Regions from separate parts of the Homo sapiens genome. Here region 1 is linked to region 2. A link is an interaction called in ENCODE POLR2A ChIA-PET data of the cell type or tissue named here. Cell type or tissue: OCI-LY7. All regions are shown on one strand. Links, peaks and the distances in the headings refer to the core of each region. The heading gives the core; the rest is flanking DNA.

The links. Peaks named below come from ENCODE experiments on the same cell type or tissue, not always from the same donor. Only the 100,000 strongest peaks of a DNase experiment are listed, where the experiment ranks them.
Region 1: POLR2A ChIA-PET joins it to region 2 with 5 read pairs; 2 of 35 experiments call an interaction of 5 or more read pairs at or near these places.

What each region holds. Positions count from the first base shown.
Region 1 is chr2:45,536,157-45,548,290 of GRCh38, forward strand. SRBD1 (S1 RNA binding domain 1) reads right to left here. Exons shown (of 21, transcript NM_018079.5): 13 at 11,366-11,456; 14 at 10,576-10,683. Among named protein-coding and RNA genes, the nearest start is that of SRBD1, 69 kb to the right of the region's middle. In OCI-LY7, for the core only: no CTCF peak of the experiment used is centred there; a DNase peak (open chromatin) is centred at 5,325.
Region 2 is chr2:44,568,348-44,580,481 of GRCh38, forward strand. The region is part of intron 3 of CAMKMT (calmodulin-lysine N-methyltransferase); the gene reads left to right. Among named protein-coding and RNA genes, the nearest start is that of CAMKMT, 210 kb to the left of the region's middle. In OCI-LY7, for the core only: no CTCF peak of the experiment used is centred there; no DNase peak of the experiment used is centred there.

The sequences.
Region 1 (12,134 bases), core at 1,401-9,400, 970 kb after region 2:
ATATAATTAAACATATAAGAGCTAAATCAGATACTAGTTACTAGTAGACACCAACAAATTAAGAAAAATACATAAATGTAAGATAAATTGTTCCAAACTTGGTTTGGCAAAGAAACTTTCTTGTATGAATGACATAATTCATACAAGAAAGGTTCCTTTCTTTTTTTTCTTCTAGGGGAAAAAAACATACTTGATAGAATACTTAAGCAATTTTCTGACATACTCTAATAGGTAGAAGACTTGTTCTAGCAAACCAATCACCCAAACATTTTTATTTGTGTTTTTCTCTACTGGAATTATGTTCTCTTTTCCATAAAATTTTGTTACAAAGAGTGCATCTCTGAATTGGCCTATTAAAAACCTTTTGCCTTGAAATAAGATTATAATAAAGTTTTATCATGTGTTAATAACTAAAGTATTTGTAAAGTTTTCTTTGACATGAGGAATTTTAATTGAGATTGGGAAAATTCTATCCATTAATTTAACTTTTTTCCAAGGAATATGGTAAGGATCATGGCTCATTATTTTACTGGAAGAGTACATTTGTCCAGCTTACATATCCCAATGTGTTCTCAGAACCATTCCTCTATTTACTTCCCTTCAGAGGATCTTTTGCAATTGTATAAGGTAGTCTGAATTTTATTTCTAAAAGCTTTCTAACTTCTCAGTAAAGACTCTTGCGGGCCAATCTTCTCTCTTAACTTTGCATTTTTAAAGGCTGAAAACTGTAATTTCATAGAGCAATGTTCCTCAAACTTTTATGATCAACCATAAGAAACACATCACAACCCAGTACACATATATACATGTAACCAAAACAAATATTCATGAGACAATACTTAGCTTACTGCATGAAATGCCCTCTATTTCCTATTCTTTTCTATTTAACTTTTTAAAAATGCTGGTTAAGACGCACTAAATGGACTTCACATTTCACCAATGGGTTACAAGTTACAATCTGAAAAACATAGGCTCATACGACACAGAAAAATGAGGATAAAGAGAACATGAATCTGGATAGTATGGATAAAGGAGGACACAAATTCATCACACTTTACTTCAGCACTGGAGTCTTCTTAAAATGTGTCTCATATACCAAGAATATCGGTTATACCTATACTTACCTAAAAATTGTACTTCTTGTCACTATCGCCTTACCTTGCTTTTAATTCTTGATACAGAATTTTTCACCAACTGACATATATAAAAATACACACACTCTTATCTTTTTGTCTGTCTTCTCCATTGGAATGCAAACTTCAAGAGGGGTAGGGACTTTGCCTGTACTGCTTTCTTTCCCAGCACACAATACTGTGCCTGTAACATAGTCTTGGTTCTGAGGGATACTCTGCTGACTGGATGATCGAAACAGGAGTAATGGGATGTTTTTGTTCTAGCTAAAGCATCAAAGGCCTGTTTTGCCAACAATAGCAATCATTCATCTGTGTCCTATAAAATGGGTGTGTTTTGGGGGGAGGGACAAGAGTTAGACTTGAGAGAAAAAATTTCTTTGGGAAGATGATTGGGATGCTATGCCATTTTTCCTGCTCTCTCAACATTTCACATAGAAGAATATCTCATCCATCACATGCCAAGTGGAAGGCGCTTTACTGGGAACACTTCATGAGCTTCACATATGCTCCCAGAGTATGGAGTGCTAAACATGCCTTAGAAAAATGAAAAGGAAGAGCTACCTCTGACAGCACAGAAAAGTACAAGAGGAAGGCAAGGATGGGTAAGAAAGAGAATAGGTGCAAGCCTAAGGTATGAGAGAGAAAATTTAAAAGGGAGACAGCTGTGCTAAGGATAAGCTGTTGATACCCATTGGAGAGCAGGCAAGGAGGTATGAGCCAAATGGGCCTGCAGGAAGAAGTGTATGGTAGGCTTTCAACAGATTCTGTCCAAGAGGACTGAGCAGCGAAGTAACGCAGATGAGAATGGCTGGTCTGAAGCCCAGGGCGAGAGAAGGAAAGCCATAACCAGTCAACCAAAGAAGATATCAGCTACATCACAGCTTCCTTGCAAGGGAAATCTCAGAAAACAAAAATAGAAAAATTCTTCATAACACCCCATGAAAGGAAGCATCAGCAATTGTATTTGGGCCACCCAGAGGGCCTTACCCCAGAATGCAACTGGTCCCACTTCCTAAGACCATGCTCTTTTTTCCCATGCTACTCCACTCTGAGGACTAAACTTAGAGGGATCAGAAAATTCAGCTAGTGAGTTAGGGAAAATAAGAATAACAAAGAGGAAAAGAGAGAGGACACTAACTACATATCCCGATAAACTAACCTGCAAATCCCGATAGTGAAGTAGCATCTTCCAGAGTGAAAGAGGCCTGACATTTAATTGAACTTATCTCAAGTTTGGATCTCTGATTATTGCACTACAGAAGATATTTCAACTGCTGAAATGAGACTATGCTAATAACTAAGAGGGACTGAAAAGGCTATGAGACCTGTCCATTATTTCAGCCAGGAACGAACATGAGTTCATCCAAACATGAGTTGAATAAAGAGAGGAGGTAGTAAAGAAAAAGTTGTTCTCTTCTTGTACCTTACTGAGTCTATCTCATTCAATCTGACATTTATAGGTGATAAATATTTGTTGAATAAATGAATGCATAAGTAAAATAACTACAAGAAAATATATAAAAACATTAATATGATTCTCTGAGTAATGACAGTACCAATAATTTTTATTTTCCTCTGGGTATTTTTCTGGACTTCTCAAGATCTCCCTCTTAAGCATCCTTTAAAAAAAAAGAATATTAAATTGCCAGAGAATGAAGGCTATATCATGTACATGTTTCCACAGGCATAGATATCCTGAGGAAAGAACTAAAAGAAACAAGTAATTCTTAACTCAAGTGTAAATTTAGATGATTGAAAAGATCATTATCTATTTTTTTTTATGGTCTTACTTTGGTGTCGGAAAATAGCAAATTTTACATTTAAAGAAAATTTAAAATACAAAACCAATATGAGAAATGAGCTACCTGGATTCATCTTTCACTGAAAACAACTAAAAGACCTATCTTCTTAAAGAGATCTATGAGTTGGCAAGAAAGAAATTTTTTTGCTAAAAAAAAAAAATGAAGTATATGTGGGAACCTTGATTTCTGAAGCTGACTTTCAGCTGAGGGCATCTGCTGAACCAAGTGCATTTTATTTTCAAGTTTCATGGCCTCACAGAGCTTCACAGAACCAGAAGAATAAAATAGAAAACCCAGGATCCACCTAAGATATAGATGTTAACAAAAGATCCCCCACCTACTCTCACATATGTAAAGCTAGGACTCCAGAGTTAGGTTAAACCCTCAGTGTAAGAATAAAACAGAACTATAACTCACTATACTCTACCCCCAGGAGATCACAATGAAAATGGACTATCTCAAACTCAGTCACGGGCTGATGTAGCGGGGAACTACTGATGAGAATATGGAACTATAAGCCATCTGTCTGGTCTGCAGCCTAAATTCACACTACCTGGGTGGTCAGAAAAAAACTCAAGCCGAGAATTTAATTTAAGTGATCCCAAACTGGTAGTATCTAAGGGAGTGTAGCAGAAGCAAATGCAAATCCTCTTTGAAGCAACTTACCATCAGTCCAGGCCTAAATGAATTCCCACAAAGTTCCACCAAAATAAAAAGCTTACCTTAAGAACTGAACAAAAAAGGAAAGAAAGCATCACAAAGCAGAACCAGCAATTACAGCATATAGCAGAAATAAAATTACAAGGATTCTAGAATTATTACACAGATTGTAAAATGCAAAATTTAACATGGTTTAAAAAAAGACAGGCTTGAAAATATAGCCAGGAAAAAAGTGACAGAATCATCAAGCAGATTTGAAAAACACAGAACTTCTAGATGAAAAATAAAACTGAAATTAAAAATTGAATGGGCCAGGCATGGTGGCTCACGCCTGTAACCCCAGCACTTTGGGAGGCCATGGCAGGCGGATCATGAGGTCAGGAGTTCAAGACCAGCCTGACCAACACAGTGAAACCCTGTCTCTACTAAAAATACAAAAATTAGCTGGGCATGGTGGCAGGCGCCTGTAATCCCAGCTACTCAGGAGGCTGAGGCAGGAGAATCACTTGAACCCAGGAGGCAGAGGCTGCAGTGAGCTGAGATTGTGCTGCTGCACTCCAGCCTGGGCGACAGAGAGAGAGTCCATCTTAAAAAAAAAAAAAAAAAATTAAATGAGTGGATGTCAATTCTCCAAAAATTAAATTACAGACTTAATGAGTTAAAACTATAAAACTTCTAGTACAAAACAGAAGAAAATCACAGTAACCTTGATTTTGCCAAAATTTCCAGAATAGAAAACAAAAAGCAAAAACTATACCAAAAAATTGATAAATTGGACTTTCTCAAAACTAAAATTTTTGCCATTCAAAAGATCCTGTTTAAAAAAAAGTGAAAAGTCACAGACTGGGAAAAAATGTTTATGAAACATATACCTGACAAAGGGCTTAATTCAGAATAAATAAAAATACTCTTATTCAATAATCACAAGGAAAACAATCCATTTTTTTAAATGCAAAGATTTGAACAGATACCTCACTAAAGAAGATACATGGATGGCAAATAAGCAAATGAAGATGCTCATGATCATTAATCACTAGGAAAATGCAGATTAAAACCACAATGAGATATCACTACATATCCACTAGGGCAGCTAAATTTAAAAGGCTGACCATACCAAGCACTGACCATAACTTCATAATTCCATTGAGGATACAGAGAAACTAGTGTTACGGAATCCTTAGGGTGTCACTTTTCCAGCCAGACACCTCTGTGGCCAGTGGTGCCTTTGTCCGAGTTTTGCTCAGGCCCCCTGGGCTCGTTCCACTCACTCAAGCTGGCAGGCTGTGCTTGGCTGGTGCTACTGGCCCAGATCTCACCCTGCCAAGGGTGAGCCAGGCGTAGTGCGGTGAGCGGTGTGTGAGTGAGCACAGGGTCCGGCCACTGTGCAGAGCTAGGCGTGCCAGCTGTGGCAGGGCAGGTGGTGCCATGCAAGGCTGTGGCTGGACCAGATATATCACATGCAACTACCACTGCAGACACCCACATCTGGACGAGGGGAACACAGTGGTTCCTGGAAGGTGGGAGATGCCAGGAACCAGAGAGTCCCAAAGAGGGTGCCATAGCCCTGGCTTAGGGAGCACCTAGGTCTGGGCTCCCCAAAGGGCTGCAGCTCTTTTCTCCTTCTCAAGGTCTGCAGCATGGCAGGCAGGAGGGCATGTTTCAGCCCTGTTTGTGTTACAGCTGTTTCAGATCCACCATTTGGTGGAACCAGAGTTCTTGTCCCATGTCCAAGAAGAATGAGGTATGTGGACAACTGGAGGGTGAGCAAGGCAGAGAGGAACTTCACTGAGTGACAGAACAGCTCTCAGAAGACCCAAAGCGGGCAGCTCCTTTCCGCAGGCAGGTTGTCCCAATGAGTGTCTAGCTCTCAGCAGAGAGGAGACCCACAGTGGGTAGCCCCTTTCTGCAGGCAGGTTATCCCAATGAGTGTCCAGCTCCCAGTGGAGAGGAGATGGGCAGTGGGTAGCCCCATTCTGCAGACAGGTCTCCTGACAAGTGTCCAGCTCTCAGCAGAGAGCAGACCCAAAGTGGGTGGCTCCTTCCCATAGCTGGTAGTCCCAACATTTGTGTCAGTCTGGCTGAGTCCAGGGTTTTTATGGGCTCAGAAGGGAGGAATGCATGCTGATTGGTCCATGGGCAGCCATGGGCATGTCTGGAAAAAGTACCATAAGTTCACACTCCCGGCCACAGACTCCACCCAGAACTGGCAACCTGGCCTCCAGACTTCACGTAGGCCCTGGCTTGGAGGTGGGGGTTTCACTGAGACCTGCCCCTTGCTGCACAGGAATGTCTGCCTCCCACCATCAGCATGCATCCATGGTGCATGGGCTGTTTGTGCCAGGGGACACCTGTAGGCCTGTGCCAAGCTGCCCTTAGCCATCACCCCACCCCAGCCTCACTCCTGTGTTGGTTGGTGCCCAAAATCCTGAACAGGCTGAGGCAGCAGGGGCTGGTGTCAGCACTGCCTCGAGTGCAGGCACACCTGTCCAGGTCGCAACAGTGCCTAGGCTCGGCCACAACTTTGCTCTGTTCTGGAGCGGGTGCTGGGAGCAGGGAGAGGCCAGGGAGGTGGAGCAGGTACTTCCGAGCCTGCAGGGGAAGGGGCATCGCAGGCCCCTGAGAGTGCAGGGATGCCCAGGTCCAGAGCTGTAGCTGGGCAGCTGCAACTGCGCCCAGGAGCATGGGGCTCCTCTGCCCCACTAACCTGGTAGGAGGTGGGGCTCCCATCACCTGTGGAGCATGCAACCCAAGCCACAACTCCCCTGCTGCAGCCAGTGTCTTCCCAGCAGCTGCTCCAGATGGGCTGCCACTGCCACCACTAGAATTCTGATACATTGTTGGTGGGAAAGTAAGATGGTACAACCATCTTGGGAAAAAGCTTGACAGTTTCTTAAGTTAAACATGTACCGTATACCATATACCACACAACACAGACTTTCCACACCTAGCTATTTACCTAAGAGAAATGACAGCATATATCCATACAGACTTGTAAATGAATGCTCATGCTGCTTTATTGGTAGTAGCAAAAAACTAGCAACAACTCGAATATCCATCAACAGGTGATTGAATAAACTAATTGTGATACAGCCAAACAATGAATACTGTTCAGGAATAAAAAGAACCACTGGTTTCTGCAGCAACAAGGATGAAATCTCAAAATAATCATGCTCCATGAAAGAAGCCAATAAAAGATTATACACTGTATGATTTCATTATGTATAAATCTAAAAAACACAAACTAATGTATAACTACAAAAGCAAAATGAGTGCCTACCATATGTCAAAAGATTGAAAACTGCAAACCATTCTAGCATATACTTTAAACAAATGACCCATAAAACTGTAGAATTTTTCACGAACATTTTCAACTTTCATTTTTTCATGAACATTTCAACTTCAACTATCACAATTCAGTATGTGATAACTGAGACTCAGCATGGTTACATTCTGCAACTTAACTCCAGTTTAACTTTTTGCTCCTTTGGTAATTAGAATTTGCACCTTTGGATGACTTGCCCCCTAATATGTGTAAGTATCATGATTCGTAAGGTATTTTAAGGGTAGGGAGAGAAATGAATGAGAGAAAAGACAGATGAATGGGTCAGGTTTCCTGGGGTTTATGAATTAGGATATATATCATGGCATTTGTTAACCTATGGCAGCATGTCAGGGCAAAGAGTGTTGGAAGGAACAGATAAGAGGAAATGTGCTGGTAGATATGGCTGGAAAAGGTTTTTCAGGATGAGTGGCTGACAAGATTATAGATTAACCTATCAGATTATCTGTTCAGAAGGTATTAAAAATGGCTGCCAGAGAAAGACTGGAGATTTCAATTTCAGTGTAACTTCAAAGTGTAAGATGAGAAAACATGGTTTTCTCAAACAGGCACTTTGAATTGGCAAAATGATAATAAAATGAAATTAAACAGCTGATTTTTCTAAAGCACTTGCTATAAATTCCAATTAGATATCTGCATCATTTAAAAACTTCAAAAGCACATATTAGCAAACAAATGCAAAAAGTACATTAAAAGACTAATACAGTGTAAGTAGAGTTAAATCAGAACTGCAAAAATGGTTCAACTGTAGAAAATAGCTACCATAATTAACCACACGGGTAGATTTTAAAACCCAAATAATTATAGCAGAAAGGAGAAAACAGACTATAGGAGAAAGACTACCATCCAAAGCAAGTCTTAAATTGCAACAAAATGGGGCTCTTCTGAAAGAAAATGCCTAATAGAGACTATATTCATAAAAGTGCAAAGAAGGCACCAAAGATCCTGGCTAATACGGTGAAAACCCATCTCTACTAAAAACTATAAAAAAATTAGCCAGGCATGGTGGCGGGCACCTGTAGTCCCAGCTACTCGGGAGGTTGAGGCAGGAGAATGGCATGAACCTGGGAGGTGGAGCTTGCAATGAACCAAGATCGCGCCACTGCACTCCCGCCTGGGTAACAAAGCAAGACTCCGGCTCAAAAAAAAAAAAAAAAAAAAAATTTATATTAATGGGGTCTCCCTAAACTCAAAGATTAGCCCACACTTAACATATTTACTACAAATAGCCTTAAAAATAGGAGATACATAACACATTCCATTTTAAATCTTCACAGTGGTCAATGGTGCTAACAGGTAAGTAACATTTCCAAAGATGAAGATGCTAAAGCTAAAAGAGGATTAAAACTATATGGCTAATCAGAGGCAGTAGGTGGCAGGCCTGAACCTAGGTCGTCTCTATAGCCCACATACTTCACTTCATACCACAGCACCTATGGTGAGGCTCAACTAAAATGGCATCTAATTCATATCCATTAATAAGACTGAACATCTCATGATACCACAATACATAGATTTTACACAAGTACGATAGACATTATTACTATCCAAAGTGGTAGATTTTACTATCATCCCTATTGCATCAAGGTGAAAATAAACTTTATGTAAGTTTATTAATTTGCATAAGAAAATACTGCATCTAATTTCACAGCACTTTTAAAGACATATAATTTATATTTATAATAAAAGTACGTATATAAACAAATACAAACACACTCATAAAAAAACATATTGTTTATTAAACCCTTAGTGTTTTAATTTATGTTATCTCACTTTTAATACTGTTAAAAAACCTGTAAGGTAGGTATTCTTTTCCCCATTTTAAAAATGAAGGAAAGTGAAGCTAAGAAAGGCTAAGTAACTCTTCAAAACCTACATAACTAGTAAATGATTAAAACAAAAGATGAGGCCGGGCGCGGTGGCTCATGCCTGTAATCGCAGCACTTTGGGAGGCTGAGGCAGGCGGATCACGAGGTTAAGAGATCAAGATCATCCTGGCTAACACGGTGAAACTCCATCTCTACTAAAAATACAAAAAATTAGCCGGGTGTGGTGGCGGGTGCCTGCAGTTCCAGCTACTCGGGAGGCTGAGGCAGGAGAGTGGCATGAACCTGGGACACAGAGCTTGCAGTGAGCCAAGATTGTGCCACTGCACTCCAGCCTGGGTGACAGAGCGAGACTCTGTCTCAATTAAAAAAAAAAAAAAAAAAAAAAAAAAAAAAAACAGATGAACCCAGATTTGTCTGACCCCACAGTTCATCCTTTCCTTTCTAATAGTACATACTGCCTAAAGTTCAATAAAGGGATATTCTATAAGCAAATGAAGAAAAAACTGAAGACATCTTCACTACTTAATATTTTTTATGATTTGAAAGTTGTACTTATAACCACTACAAATGTATGCAAGATATTTACATGAAATTAATGTGAACAAGTTAAAAAAAAATCAGAGAAGGTACCTGAAATAAACTGAACCAGCTACATCAGTGCTTGTGTTAGTTTCTCAAAAGGACTGGGTGCACGTTTGCAGTTCCCAGAATAGGGAAGATCCACCGTATTTCCCAGGCCAACTTAAATTACAACCAGAGAAAGAGGGAAAAATTCTGCAGTGGATGTTTCAATCTGTTTCCTTCTTGAATCATGATCCCATGGCACCTATCGGTTTGTTCCTCACCTTCTCTTACTCCCCTTGTTACCCTGAGTTTGTTTTTCTGACTGACTCTGACTACACTCTTGGCACTCTTGACTATAATAACTGCCTGGCCTTTACCTTTTGGCCTACCTACACAAATCCTAGAATTCTTCCTGTGTTAGGTTTTACTTTCTGTTACTTTGTTGATCCTGTCAGTCACCTGCTCATCAGTCAACCATTCTTTTAGTTATTAGTTTTCTCACTAGCAGTGGGAGATAGCTCTTGATCACTTTCTGTTAAATATCAGCCATTATAACTACTCTCTCTCCTAGAATTAAATCCTTTAGGACTTAATATTCTACTATAGTTTGGAAAAGGAAGACATGACTATTGAGATCCAAAGAGGAAGTAGGGAAACAATGGTGAAAGAAAGCAGAACTACTACAAATGCAGGGGCAAGACTAGAGAAATTGGGTCTTTCTAATCCAAAGCTATTCACAAGTTATCTGTATGCCTATATGAAATAAAAGTTTGTGACCAAGGGATAAATGAGGAAAGAATACTGGAAATACTTTTTAATTCATAATACTTACCTTGGCTCTCAGTTCTGAAGGGTAATGATTCATAGGCTTCAAAGCTTTGGGAGAAAAAGGCTAAGTTATTCACAGTCTACTAGCTGCTAGCCTGGTACATCATTCTACTTATTATTCAATAGTTAACTAGAACCCTCACACAATGTATAGCCTAGAAAATCCAATGAAACTGAGCCCTAACGTGCTGCTTCTGTAAGAGGTTTCTGGACTCTGTCCTGCTCTAATCATTCCTGTCTCAAATTTCTCCAAGAGTCAGACACTTTACATTATCCTGCAAAGTTCTCATGAACACCAAGAGGTGGTCTGGAGGGCAAAGAAGATGTACATCTTAAAAAGAGAAGGGAGGATTCATCACAAAAGCAACTTTAAAGTTCCCATGCTTCTCCAAGAAAAGAGATATATGTAATAGCCTTACCAGTAAACAACATCCAGTGGTGCAAAATAATTCTTCATTATCAGGTCAGCAAAGTAAGCTTCTGTTTCCCTGCAGGCAGTTCCATTTCCAATCACTACTGTGCTGCAGCTTCAAGGCAGAAACAGAATGACAAACTGAATTTCAAGGCATGCTTTGAAATCAGCTGGAGAAAATGTACAGAATGCACAAATACTATTATATGATTCTCTTATTCTCTCATATATACAAGCAACCTGTCCACTGTTGCATAAGGAAAACACAGACTTATATGGAATAAAAGACACTGCCCTGCATTTGGTATAGGAGGCAGCAGAGAAGTATTTTACTGTCACACTATCTCAAAAAAGTCAGCTTTCTTCCCATCAAGAAGGAACCAAAATCAGAGATAAGTCAACTCTGGAGCATTCTAAGCCATCTAAGCCGTAATAAAGATATTATGATTAAATTATATAATATATTGTCAATTTCTGAAACTTCTAACTATAACCACATCTATTCCTCAGATGGAAAGAAGGCAGGGAGAGAGGGAGAAAATTGGAACAGAAGAATGAACTGCTCACATCTGCCCATATTACCTCCTTTATTTGTAATGGTGGCAAAGGAAGGGAGCAGCGTTTCTCAAGTCTCCACATGCAGAGTTCTCCAGCAATTTGCCCCAGAACTGTTTTATATGGTTTATTGTCTCTCACAAAGGCACCTCCCTTAATCCCTCCCTCCAAATTAGGGGCTTCAAAGGTATCTCTGGTTGACTGAGCCACTGATATATTCAAAAGATTACTTATTTTCATACTTGAAATTCAGCAAAAGTGTCTTTATTTTCTCCGCCTCTCGGAAGCCTTGTCCACAATGCAAGTAAACCACATCAGTATGAAGTATCTGACCTTTAAAAAATGAAAAGAATAAGCCATTTTATAAGAAATTACAAAGTGAAACACATGAATGATTTTGTTAAGCAAGTTGTAACAGAAAAGGAGACTGGCTTGTTTTTTATAATGAAGTCTGAACTATTCATATTCACTAAATCAGATTCTTCCTAACCTCTCTGAAGTATTGCTCTTTCCAATTTCACAGGATTCTGTTTGCTACACAAAACTACTATTAATTGGAGAATATGCTAGGATACCTAAAAGAAAAATGGTTTTCACTAACATCTAACATTAATAGTAGCAAAAGCAAACACTAACTGAATTGTTAGTATATGTCAGACACTGTTGTGAGACTATCCTATTTCTTTTTTTCTGGTTGTAGATACATGACTTTATTTACCTTGTGCATATTTAAGACTTATGAGCTTTTCTATATTGCATTATAAAGAAAAATATTTTTTATTGAAAATATTTATAACAATTAAATTTAAAATAATTAAAATTATTTTGATTAAAAGTATTTTTTAAAATTTGAAGATAACTACCTAAAGAATAAAACTGAGCTAAGAGACTAACTTACAAGTTAGGAAAAGAACAGCAAAATAACCCAAAGAAAGCAGAAGATAGAAAATGTTGAAGTTAAAAGCAAAAATTAACAGAAAAAAATGCAACAGAAAAGATCAACAAAGTGTA
Region 2 (12,134 bases), core at 1,706-9,705:
GGAGAGAAGCAAGATGTTTCCAGACCCTCCTGAATGAACATAATTTTTCAATCACAGTTGGTAGCTGTTGCTCTGAGCTTAGGGCAGAAATATGAGTATTCCTGCTCAGCAAACATCATGTCCATGCAGAGGTCACCCACAGCTCTGTGGTCCTGTGGAGAGCATTTTAATATGCCACTGACTGATGGCTGGACTGGATATGTCACATAAGCCTGACAGGTAGCAAGGAGATTGGTTTTAGAGGAACTGAAGGTCTAAAAAGGCCACCCTGGCTGAAGCAGGTCAGCATAACAGGAGAGGAAGGAGAAGGGGCCAGACTGTGGGTCCATGAGGGCACCTCATGGACATGGCAGGGGTTTTTGCCTTTATCCTAAAACCAATAGGAAGACATTGAAAGTACAAAGCTGGGGAAGTGACATGTGCAGCCCCTGCTTACAGAGGGCACAAAAGACTAAGGTTAGAATAGGGTGTGGGTTCTGAGAGGCCCTGTGGAGGCTAGTGCGGAAGCCCAGACCACAGAACAGGAACGAGGGAGATGGCAGTGGAAGAGAAGTGGAAGCATGCAAGCTACATTTCCAAGTTACAAGGGTCAAGTCTTGGCTTAGAAGCAATGGTGGTGGTTGAAATGTCAGTCTCTAGGGCAGTGTCAGAATTCCACCTGATGGCTCTGGCCATCACATCTCAGTTTCTGGATTGTTCGGGTTAATGCTAGACAGGTAGAGCCCCAAACTAAGTATGTGCTCTGAGAGACTCTGCCTCATGAATAAAAATCATGCTGTCCTGTGATTTTTATTCATGGAACAATTGTACCTAGAGACAACTCAATAGGAAAACTATTAATAACTGGTGATAATATCATCTCACTTCTTCAAAATAAATGTTTTTCATTTTCAAAAGTTCTAAGTTCAGTTACTTGCAATATTTCTGCTTACATGGTAAAGGTCTATAAATCAAGATGCAAATATCATCGGCTTCTTACAGGGTATTATACGAATGGCGATTTTCTAGGAGTTATTTCACTAAATTTGCATATGTAATCCAATGGAATATATTCATTGCAAATGATTCTGAAAATCATTTTCTTTTTTTATTTTAAAAATGAGTTTTTGTTTAATAACCTTACATTCCCAATCTGTGTACTGTTACTATTGTCATTCTCCTTCAGTAGTGCTGTGAAATCTCTTCCAACTCTCAGATTCCATGATTTTCCTTTGTCCCTGCCTCTCTTATTATCTTTCATTGCATCTCTTCTCTCAGTGTCCTGTCTTTCTCTCTTTGTGGAGGTAGTAGCTGGCATGATAGATGGAAGTTAGAATGCTGAGGAAGGGTAGTTATCAAGGGAAGCTTGGGCCCTAGTCATCGCCAATCCTCTTTCCTCTATTTCCTCTGTGCATTAGCTTCAAGTGCAGTCATTACTCATTTAGTCCTCAAATAAAATGCTCTTTGTTGCAATGACAATTTTTTTCTAGTATAAGGCAAAATGGCATATCAGTCTGATGATGTGGATTTTATAGCAACCGGCAGATTTTATTTGTGTAAGGAGTTTTTATAGTTGTTGGTTACCTTTTTTTTAAGTTGCCATTTGGATCAAGGAGGATTTTATTTCTTAACTAGGATTATTCCTTTATCGGATATTAACTTAGCCTTTTTTCTCTAAATACCAAATTCATAGAGATGCTACATAGTTAATTTTTTTCTTTGTAACTAGATTATCCCCATATCAGGTATTTCATAAAGCCAGGATAAATGTATTTAACAGAAAATATCCATCTTATAAGTAATGTTTCCCCCAAATACAATGAGGTCCATTTAAATGAATGTCTGAAATAAAAATAATCCTAATGATAGATCTAATGCACTTTGTATCAGACCCATTGAGTTTCTTTAAACTCTATTCAATAAATGCCTGATTAATAAATAATCCTGTTAAATGAATAAAACCCCAGTGTGCCAAACGGAGACATACAAAGCAATCATGATCAGACTTGTTATGGGAGAATGATAGATGAATAAATCTACTGTGCAATTAATTTATGACTGAACTATGATGAAATCCCAGTGGCAATACTAAATCTGTTAGAGGAATAGATTTATCATCTTCTTTCAAACAATTACATTCCAGGAACTTTACAAAAATACTATTATCTGAATCTTATCATAATAGAGATATCTGTTCATTTACATGGGGAAGAATTCCTTCTGTGCCGTCAGAGCTAAATTAGTGTTTATTATTTTTGATGCTAACCAAAACAGAAACAATATAGGACAGAAACTACTAATGTGGTTAGCTATTCTTATCTGCTTCTGTTTCTTCAAACTTGATTAAAATTGCCTAATTTTTAGACAGTTTTTTTGTTTGAATAATTTTACTTTTTAAAAGATGAAAAGCAAACGAATAAAAAACAGGTTATAGGCTATTTTGAAAGCAATCTGTGTTACTTCATAATGTGGTTACATGTAGGTTATGAAGGCACAAATTTGGGGACCATGTTTTAAGAAGATCATTGGGGATTGGTAGTATTTCAGGTTATTGTTACATATTTTAGCTTCAAAAGACAGTCGACTGTATTTTAGTGCTGTCGTTCTTTTAGACAGGCACTTATTGATACCAAAAAACACCACGAAAAGTAAAAAGGAAAACCCAAACCACAAGAAACATTTTGATTTAAAGGTTAGATAGTCTGAATTCATGAGAACTTAGATTCAGAGCATGGCAAGGTTAAAAGAAATTTTATTAGGATCAAGACACAAACCATGTTTAATGCAGTCTTTTTGTTTTGGGGGAACTAGAGCTGATATTTTAAATCTAGTCGTTTTTACCAATGTAAGGGAATTTAAGAGATAAAATTTGAATAGAAAGGTAAGATTTGTATAGTGATTACAAAGATGTGACCTTTAACAGAGGGTTTTGTTGTGTTTGTTTTCCACATAAAAGAATGAAGAATTTGTGAGGGTGAGGTAAAAGAGAAGGGGTCTCCTTAAAACTTGAGAGAAGGAAAGAATTTGTCCCATTGTAGCAATATTTGAAAACAGGTTTTATTAAGGTTTTAATATGTGTTGAAGTAAATAATTATGCAAATTGAACTAGAAACTTCTTAGTTTAAATCTAGTCTGCTATTTACAGTGTTAGTAGCTGGACATCATACTTTTTTAAATTAATGTAATATTGATAAATAGCAATCCTGTGTATTCTCTTATTTCTCAGACTTAATAACAAAGACTTTATAAATCCACATATGTAGTGGGTTTCAGTTGTTTGCACGTTATTCATGACCAATATTATGTACATAGCATTGTTCTAAGGCCTTCTTTGATCTGATCTTGGGTATAAAGAAACAAAAACAAGCCGGGTGAGGTGGCCTATGTTTGTAGTCCCGGGTGCCCTGGAGACTGAGGCAGGAGGATTGCATGAACTAGGGAGTTCGAGACCAGCCTGGTGGCAACACAGTGAGACCCTGTCTCTAAAAAATAAAAATTAAAAACTAAAAAAGAGACAAAACAAATAACAGTTATTACTTGCAGAGCTTATACTTGAGATGATATTAACATATGAAATAACAAATTCGAACACTGACACATCACTCATTTGTGAACTACCTTCATGAATTATTACCAAAAATCCTATTTTAAAATATTTTTTATCATGGTAAAACATATATAATCTTTTACGTATCTTAAGTATACAATTCAGTGGCACTAAGTATATTTATGTTGTTGTGCAACCATCACCACCATCCATCTCTAGAACTTTTTCATCTCCCCAGACTGAGACTGTACCCATTAAGCAGTAATTCTACAATCTCCCCTTCTCCCAGTCCCTGGCAGCCACCATTCTACTTTTGTCTCTGTGAATTTCTTTTTTAAAAAATTTAATTCTTTTGTAGAGACAGGTTCTCCCTGTGTTGCCCAGGCTGGTCTTAAACTCCTGGGCTCAAGCAATCTTCCCATCATGGCCTCCCAAAGTGCTGGGATTACAGGCGTGAGCTGCCATGCCTAGGCTCTATGAATTTCATATAAGACGAATCATACAGGGTTTGTCCTTTAGTGAATGACTTAATTCACTTGAGATAATGGCATCAAGATTCATCTGTGTTGTAACGTGTCAGAATTTCATTCCTTTTTGAGGCTGAATATTATTCTATTGCATGTATATATTAATACTATATTTTGTCAGTCCATTTATTCATTGATGGACATTTAGGTTATTTCCGTCTGTTGGCTGTTACGAGTAATGCTGCTGTGGACACAGGTGTACACATGTCTGTTGGAGTCCCTGCTTTAATTTTTTGGGGTCTATCTCTGGAAGTGGAATTGGCTGTTATGAGTAATGCTGCTATGTTGGCTCTTATGAGTAATGCTGCTGTGTTGGCTGTTATGAGTAACGCTGCTATGGACACAGGTGTACACATGTCTACTGGAGTCCCTGCTTTAATTTTTTGGGGTCTATCTCTGGAAGTGGAATTGCTGGATCATATGGTAATTTTATGTTTCATTATTTTTAGGAACCACCATAGTGTTTTCCACGGTGGCTACATCGTTTTACATTCCCACCAGCAGAGCACAAGGGTTCCAATTGTATCTCTTGTGGTTTTTGATTTGCATTTCCCTAATGATTAGGAATGTTAATCTTTTCATGTGCTGTTTGGCCGTCTATATCTTAGTAATAGTAATCTTTTCGTGTGCTGCTATTACTGTTAGTAATAGTAATCTTTTCATGTGCTGCTATTAGTAAAAGTAATCTTTTCATGTGCTGTTTGGCCGTCTATATCTTAGTAATAGTAATCTTTTCATGTGCTGCTATTACTGTTAGTAATAGTAATCTTTTCATATGCTGCTATTAGTAATAGTAATCTTTTCATGTGCTGTTTGGCCATCTGTATATTTTCTTTGGAGATATGTCTATCCAAGTTCTTTGTCCAGTTTTCAATCAGGTTTTTTGTTGTTGAGTTGTAGGAGTTCTTTATAATATTATGAGTAGTAATGTCTTGTTAGATATATGATTTGCAAATATTTTCTCCCTTCCTATAGGTTGCTTTTTCACTCTGTTTTTTTTTAGTGTATATTATCTTTTATTTACCTATGTAGTGACTTTAATCAGTGCTCATTATTTCTTTGTGTGGATTCCATTCATTCTGTTGATAATGTCTTCTGATGGACAAAAGTTTTTAATTTTGATGAAGTTTGATTTTTTAATTTTCTTACTGCCTGTGCTTTTGGTGTCATATATAGTTTTCATTTTGTAGTTTCCTTTAAGTCTTCTGGCTTTTGTGTTTTGTTAGGGAGGCCATCTACATCATAAGATTATAAAAATATTCTCTGAAATTTTCTTCAAATACTATTGTAATTTTTTTAAACATTTGGTTCTATAATCTCATCTGGAATTTAGTTTTGTGTATGATGTGAGGTAAAATTCCAAATTTATTTTTTCTATGTGGATATTCATTTGTTCAAACCAAATGTATTAGTTTATTTTTTCTTCACTGTTCTGAAATACAACCTCTACCATATACTGTATCCACATATGTAAGTATGTCTATTTCTGAATACTCTATTATGTCTCACTGATTTGTGAGTTTCTGCTTTAATTATTTTATAGTTATGTTTTGATTTCTGATAGGGCAGGTCCCTTCTGATTATTCTCTGTAAATTTTTTCTTGAGTGTTTTTATTTATTCTTCCAGATGAACGTTTGAATCTACATATTGGATTTTTAGAAATACAGTAGTATATTACAGTTTACCCAGGATTTGTTTTAATCAGGTTTGGTAAGACATGCAGACGTGGACATAATTATCATGAAGGAAATGTTTAGACTTATATATCCCTAGAAACGGCTATTATACAATGCCACTCAGAGCCACATGGGGAAGACCAAGATTGGGCAAGAGGCAGAACCAGGGAGCATGGCCCAGTGCCTTTATTGGGGTTTTCACAGGATCGAATGGGTGAGGTAGGGTAGGTATGTTGAATAAGTTTAGGATTGGAGAGTTTGAGTAATTTTGGTGGGCTCTGGGTTATAGCTGCGGCCCCTAATTATCTGATATCTAGCCCTAGGCAGATTTAGGCTGGCAGGAATATTGGCTTGGTGTGTGAGAGTTAGTTACAGGAGATGGTTGGGGATGTGTGGTCTGGATTGGTTGACTTAAATATCAAAGGTGCACTTGCAAAGAAATCCTTTGTCTTCTCTAGGAATTAGCTAGCCCTGAGAGGGGCAATCTAAGATGAAGACTCCAAAATGCCAGAGTATCAAGAATACAGGGGGAAAAAAAAGTCAAAACAAGCTATGATTTTTTTTTTTTGACTGAGGTTGCGTTGACTTATAGAGTAATTTGATAATGAAATGACATCATTACTACAGAGTGCTCCCATCTAGGAAAATGATATGTCTTATTAATTAATTAATTAATTAATTGAGATGGAGTCTAGCTCTGTCTGCCAGGCTAGAGTGCAGTGGCGCGGTCTCGGCTCACAGCAACCTCCATCTCCCAGGTTCAAGCAATTCTCCTGCCTCAGCCTTCCAAGTAGCTGGGACTACAGGCATGAGCCACCACGCCCAGCTAACTGGCTATTTTTTCGTTTTTGTATTTTTAGTAGAGACCAGGTTTTACCCTGTTGGCCACACTGGTCTCGAACTCCTGACCTCAAATGATCCACCCACCTTAGCCTCCCAAAGTGCTGGGATTACATTGTGAGCCACCATGCCTGGCCATGTTTCTCCTTTTATTTATTTTTTATTTTATTTTATTTTTTGAGACAGAGTCTCACTCTGTCACCCAGGCTGGGGTGCAGTGGCGCAATCTCGGCTCACTGCAACCTCCGTCTCCCGGTTTCAAGTGATTCTCCTGCCTCGGTCTCCTGAGTAGCTGGAATTACAGGCACATACCACCACTCTCGGCTAATTTTTGTATTTTTAGTAGAGATGGGGTTTTGTCATGTTGGCCAGGCTGATCTTGAACTCCCGACCTCAAGTCATCCTCCCACCTCGGTATCCCAAAATGCTGAGATTACAGGCATGAGCCACCACGCCCAGCCCTTCTCCATTTATTTAGATATTCTTTTATATTTTCAGTAACATTGCATATTTTTCTTCACATAGGTCTTGCCCATTGTTGTTATTCTTATAAATATTCCTAAGATTTTTATCGCTATTCTTTTTTTCTGTATGGCTTTACCAAACATGACACCCTTACAGATCTTGTTCAATATTCAATCATTCATTTATTTTCCCAGAAAATATTTGTTGCCAGGTGCATTGGCTCACGCCTGTAATCTCAGCACTATGGGAGACTGAGGTAGGTGGATCTCTTGAGCTCAGGAGTTTGATACCAGCCTTGGCAACATGGCGAAACCCCATCTCTCTACTAATAATGCAAAAATTAGCTTGGCATTAGTACCAGCTATTCAGGAGGCTGAGGTGGGAGGATTGCTTGAGCTTCGGAGGTCAAGACTGCAGTCAGCCATGTAACTGCACCACTACACTCCAGTCTCGGTGACGGTGAGACCCTGTCTCAAAAAAATTTAAAAAATTGTTAAGTGCTTGTAAAGTATGAGTGAGACTCTAAGGTAGCCACTAGGCAGTCCCCTTCCTAGTGACTTATTATATCCTGATCTGGGAAATGTTGAACATAGAGAGGGCACAGGTGGTGAAACTGGTCTCAGAGAAGTTGAGAAAACATGGGTTCAAGAACGCAGGTGGGAGGCTGGGTGCAGTGGCTCACGCCTGCAATCCCAGCACTTTGGGAGGCCGAGGTGGGCAGATCACCTGAGGTCAGGAGTTCGAGACCAGCCTGGCTAACATGGTGAAACCCCATTTCTATTAAAAATACAATAAATTAGCCAGGCGTGGTGGCACATGCCTGTAATCCCAGCTACTCAGGAGGCTGAGGCAGGAGAATTGCTTGAACCCAGGAAGCAGAGGTTGCAGTGAGCCGAGATTGCGTCATTGCACTCCAGCTTGGGCAACAAGAGTGAAACTCTGTCTAAAAAAAAAAAAAAAAAAAGAAAAGAAAAAGAAAGAACACAGGTGGGAGAAAGGAGAAACAGAAGCAAAGGAAGACACAGGGAATCTGAAGTAGAGTATAGAAGTTGTGAGACATAGTGTTCAGTAGCCTCAATATATTTCAATAACTTGGGAAGCAGTCATCTGCTAAAAATGAGAGGGCAGGGACAAGTCTTCCTGGTGGAGAATAATTTGTTGTAATAAAAGCAGCTTGTTAGATTACATGAGGGTCCAGCGTGAATGTGATCAGTGGTCAAAGTCAATGTGATTTTGTGACTTACACTGATAGCATTCAGCAACCACAGGAGTAGGTGAGGACAGTGTGGTTGGTGAGATTATTCAGGTCTGAGGAGTGGCATGTTAGGATTAGTGAGAGAAAGGTCAAAAATAAAAGTAAGTGTGCTGTGGAGGCTAGAGTGCTACCATTTGCTCAGAAATAGCCTCACTTGCACAGTTTTAAAAATGCAACTCAAAAGATAATTATTGACAATTAAATAGCCCCATGGCTTCAACACTAATCATAACAAAACAAAAATACTGCAAGGAATGTTCATTCATTCCATTTTTGTGGAAAGAATACCTGTGTTAGATGCTGGAACTGTTTTCAAGGAGCTCATTTCTAAAAAATTTACTTTCTTGGACCATTTATCCAAAGAAGAAATGCCGTTTCTTCAAAGATGTGTGTTTTTCAAATCTGCACTATCTTCTGTAAGCATTCTGGTTAAATAATTCCCCAGGATAGGAAAGTCACTTTGATGCTGGTTGTACAAGGGAAATGCCATGAATTCCCAGATGCTTTTAAAATACAGGTGGGTTATAAAGACAAAGGTGATGCAACTTGTTGAATGTCTCATTTTTAAATTATAACTTTCAAAGGAGTGAAGGACTTGCCATCCCAAAATATGTCAAACTGGCATATTAATTATTTTGAAAACATTGGAGAAATTGTAGTTTCAGAAAGGGGTAGCTGACCTGCATGCAGCAAGCCATAAAGCTTCTTCTGTGGCTCATGCCTGTAATCTCAGCACTTCGGGAGGCCAAGGCAGGAAGATCGTTTAAGTTTAGGCATTAGAGACCAGCCTAGGCAACATGATGAGACCCCATCTCTACAAAAAATATGGAAATTAGCCAGGTGTGGTAGTACATGCCTATAGTGGCAGCTACCTGGGAGGCTGAGATGGGAGGATCATCTGAGTCTGAGAGGTCCAGGCTGCAGTGATCTATGATCACACCACTGCACTCCAGCCTGAGAGACAGAGTGAGACCCTGTCTCAAAAAAAATGAAAGAAAGAAAGGACGGGGAGGGGGAGAGAGAGGGAGAGGGAGAGGGAGACAGAGAGGGAGAGGGAGACGGAGAGGGAGAGGGAGATGGAGAGGGAGAATATTCCTTTGGACGAGATCCTCCCTTTACTAGAGCCAGGAAATAGCTCTTATCAACCAGAGGCTGGGAACAGGGGGCTGCAGTGGACCCAATTAAATATATTTTCCAAAGTAACCCTTATCTTCTACTAGTTTTACACCCCGCTTGTATCTCCTAGTGACTCCCCTAGGAATTTATTGCCCGTAGACAGATCGCCTTTGTCCTATCATTTCTTCTTAAGTTTATTATTCTTCATCCAAAAAGTATAAAAGCATCTTGCTTTGGCCACTTCTTCAGACTTCACTCTCTTGTGAAGATCCCCATGTACATGTAAAACTAATAAAATGTGTATGCTTTTCTCTTGTAAATCTGCCTTGTGTCAATTTGGTTTCTAGATCCAGCTGAAGGGCCCACATGAGAGCTCAGGCGGGTTGGAGGTGATCTCTCATTACCTACACGTTATATAAATTCAGCATAGGAATAATGGTTGAGGGTAAATTAACATTGTTAAAAAGAATACACCGTAACATAAAGTACTTTAACATTTATAATATGAGACCATTTATTAAAGAAAATACCATTATATAATAATGAGGCTAATAATTTCATATGGAAATAATACTGTATTAATTCGATGTATTCATACTAACAGTGAACATGATATTTTAAATTTTGCTGTCACATAATTATGCTGCTGCTTTATGAAATGTTATACTGTCACCTAGAAAAACCCTTATTTGAGTGTAGATCTGCGATCTTCAGCCTCATATGGCAGGTTGTAATGTGTTACTGAGGTATTTTTAAGTGAAGAGGTGGGAAAAACTCCTGGCTGAGTCATAAAACTGAGGATTCTTTCTTTCCTAATCTGCCTGGAGCAAAGCTGTCTAGGCTAACACTGGCCTTTAGCAAAGAACTGAAACACTTTCCTAGTTCTACAAGGCAAATTGGGTAATGGGATGTGGTATTGGGTAATGGGATGTGGTGTTAAGTTTGGAATGAGGAGATATCTTAGGGTTGTGAGTCATGGTCCGTATTATTTTTAAGTTGTTGCTTAAAAATAAAAAAGCAACAAAAAGCAATCAAAGGGAAAGTGAGAGTTAGAAGAAGTTGAAGACCAAATAATTTTGTACTAGTCAGTAAATAGTAGTATTGTGACTACAAATGACTATTTGGTACAGGCATCTTAACTCCTCAGCTCTGTTAGCACTGATTAAAAGTGAAAAAGTTGATTCATTGTGTATTGGAATAAATAATGTCTCAAAGTTTACGCAGTGGTGGAAGTGAAACCAAAATACAAAGCTCCATTTGTGACTGAAGTTTGCTAACATTTCAAGAAGTAGGTTGAAGTGACAGTGGGTAATAGGAAAAGCAGACATATTTCTTTGCCATGAGATTTTATAGCTGTCATTGGCAGTGTGTTTTCTTAAACTGATATCAGCTACCATTTATACACTTAACAATTTCTGGTCAGATTAGGGCAGAAGGTTGTGGTACCCACATATATAAAATAGTATAATAATGTTCTATTTTTTTTTTGGAACAAATTTGTTACATGAAATGTCAGATGAGTCATTTTGCTCATGTCAGGTATTTAAAAGTAATGGAAAGATGCCAACATGGAAGCCCAGTAATTCATGCGCTGGTGTAATGGAGCAAATGAAATGCAAAGCTCTTGTACAGGTCCAATTTCAGCACCAAACGCTTACCTGTCAGTCAGCAAAATTGTCCCTGAATAAAAATGAACCCCATCTGAGAGGCAAAGCATTTTAATGTACATCACATTCTTTGACTCTATTGCGAGGTAGAAGCTGCATGGAAAGAAAGAGAATGCTGTTGAAAAAGACATTTAACAGCAACCTCTGAGCATGCTGAAAATCTCACTCGCATTACTGCCCACAAAAGGTTTTTGGTTTGCCCTTTCTCTCCTGAGCTATTGACAAACTCTTGAGCATTGCTGCCCTCCCCGGCTCTGTGTCTCTTATCTACATGGAAAGGCAGCTGATTTACTCCAGACAGTGAGAGATTTGGCCACTCAGGGATGTGGAGACCAAGTTTTAGACAGGTAACTTTATTGCTGCCTGGGTGCAGCTGGGGGATGTATTTATGGACGTGACAATTAAAAGTGTGTGTTGCACAAATCGAAAGTCAGACATACCCTTGTATAAATGATTATTGTGGTCCAAAGTGACTGCCATTTCTTTTGGAAAGCCTTTCATTTGGAATCAGTTCCCAGTTTTCTATATGAGCAAGCATCTTACAGAAATGAGGTGTCCTAGTTTTTTTTAGACCCAATTCCTGTGGTTTTTAAAAAGCAAATGGGAAAGTTAAGAATTTGTGTGCTTCAGTGCCCACGCACCCAGGGATTCTTGTACCCTACCTCTAGGAGTCATGATTTGTTCTACCTTTGAAATGTCTGTTTTCCATTTCTGTGTTTTAAGACTCTAAGTGCTTATAGGAACCCAAGCAGCTATTGAAAACCAGTAATGACTAGTTCTTCTAAATGCTAATGATTGAGAATGAACTAGCAATCAGGGCTCAAAAATAAAATAAAATAAAATAAAGTAAAATAAAATAAAGTGTGCTGAATTAGAAACGATAATAATTAAATCAAGCCAAGGTGCCCTATACTTATGACTGCACTAATGCTTGAAAAATTATGAGTACAGAGAAAATTTACATAAATCCTCTTTAAATGATGTATGTGAAAAAAAAGAAAGAAGGAAAAACCATGGTCACAGGACTGAATTTATTTTAATCCCCTGGTTCAAGTGGTCCT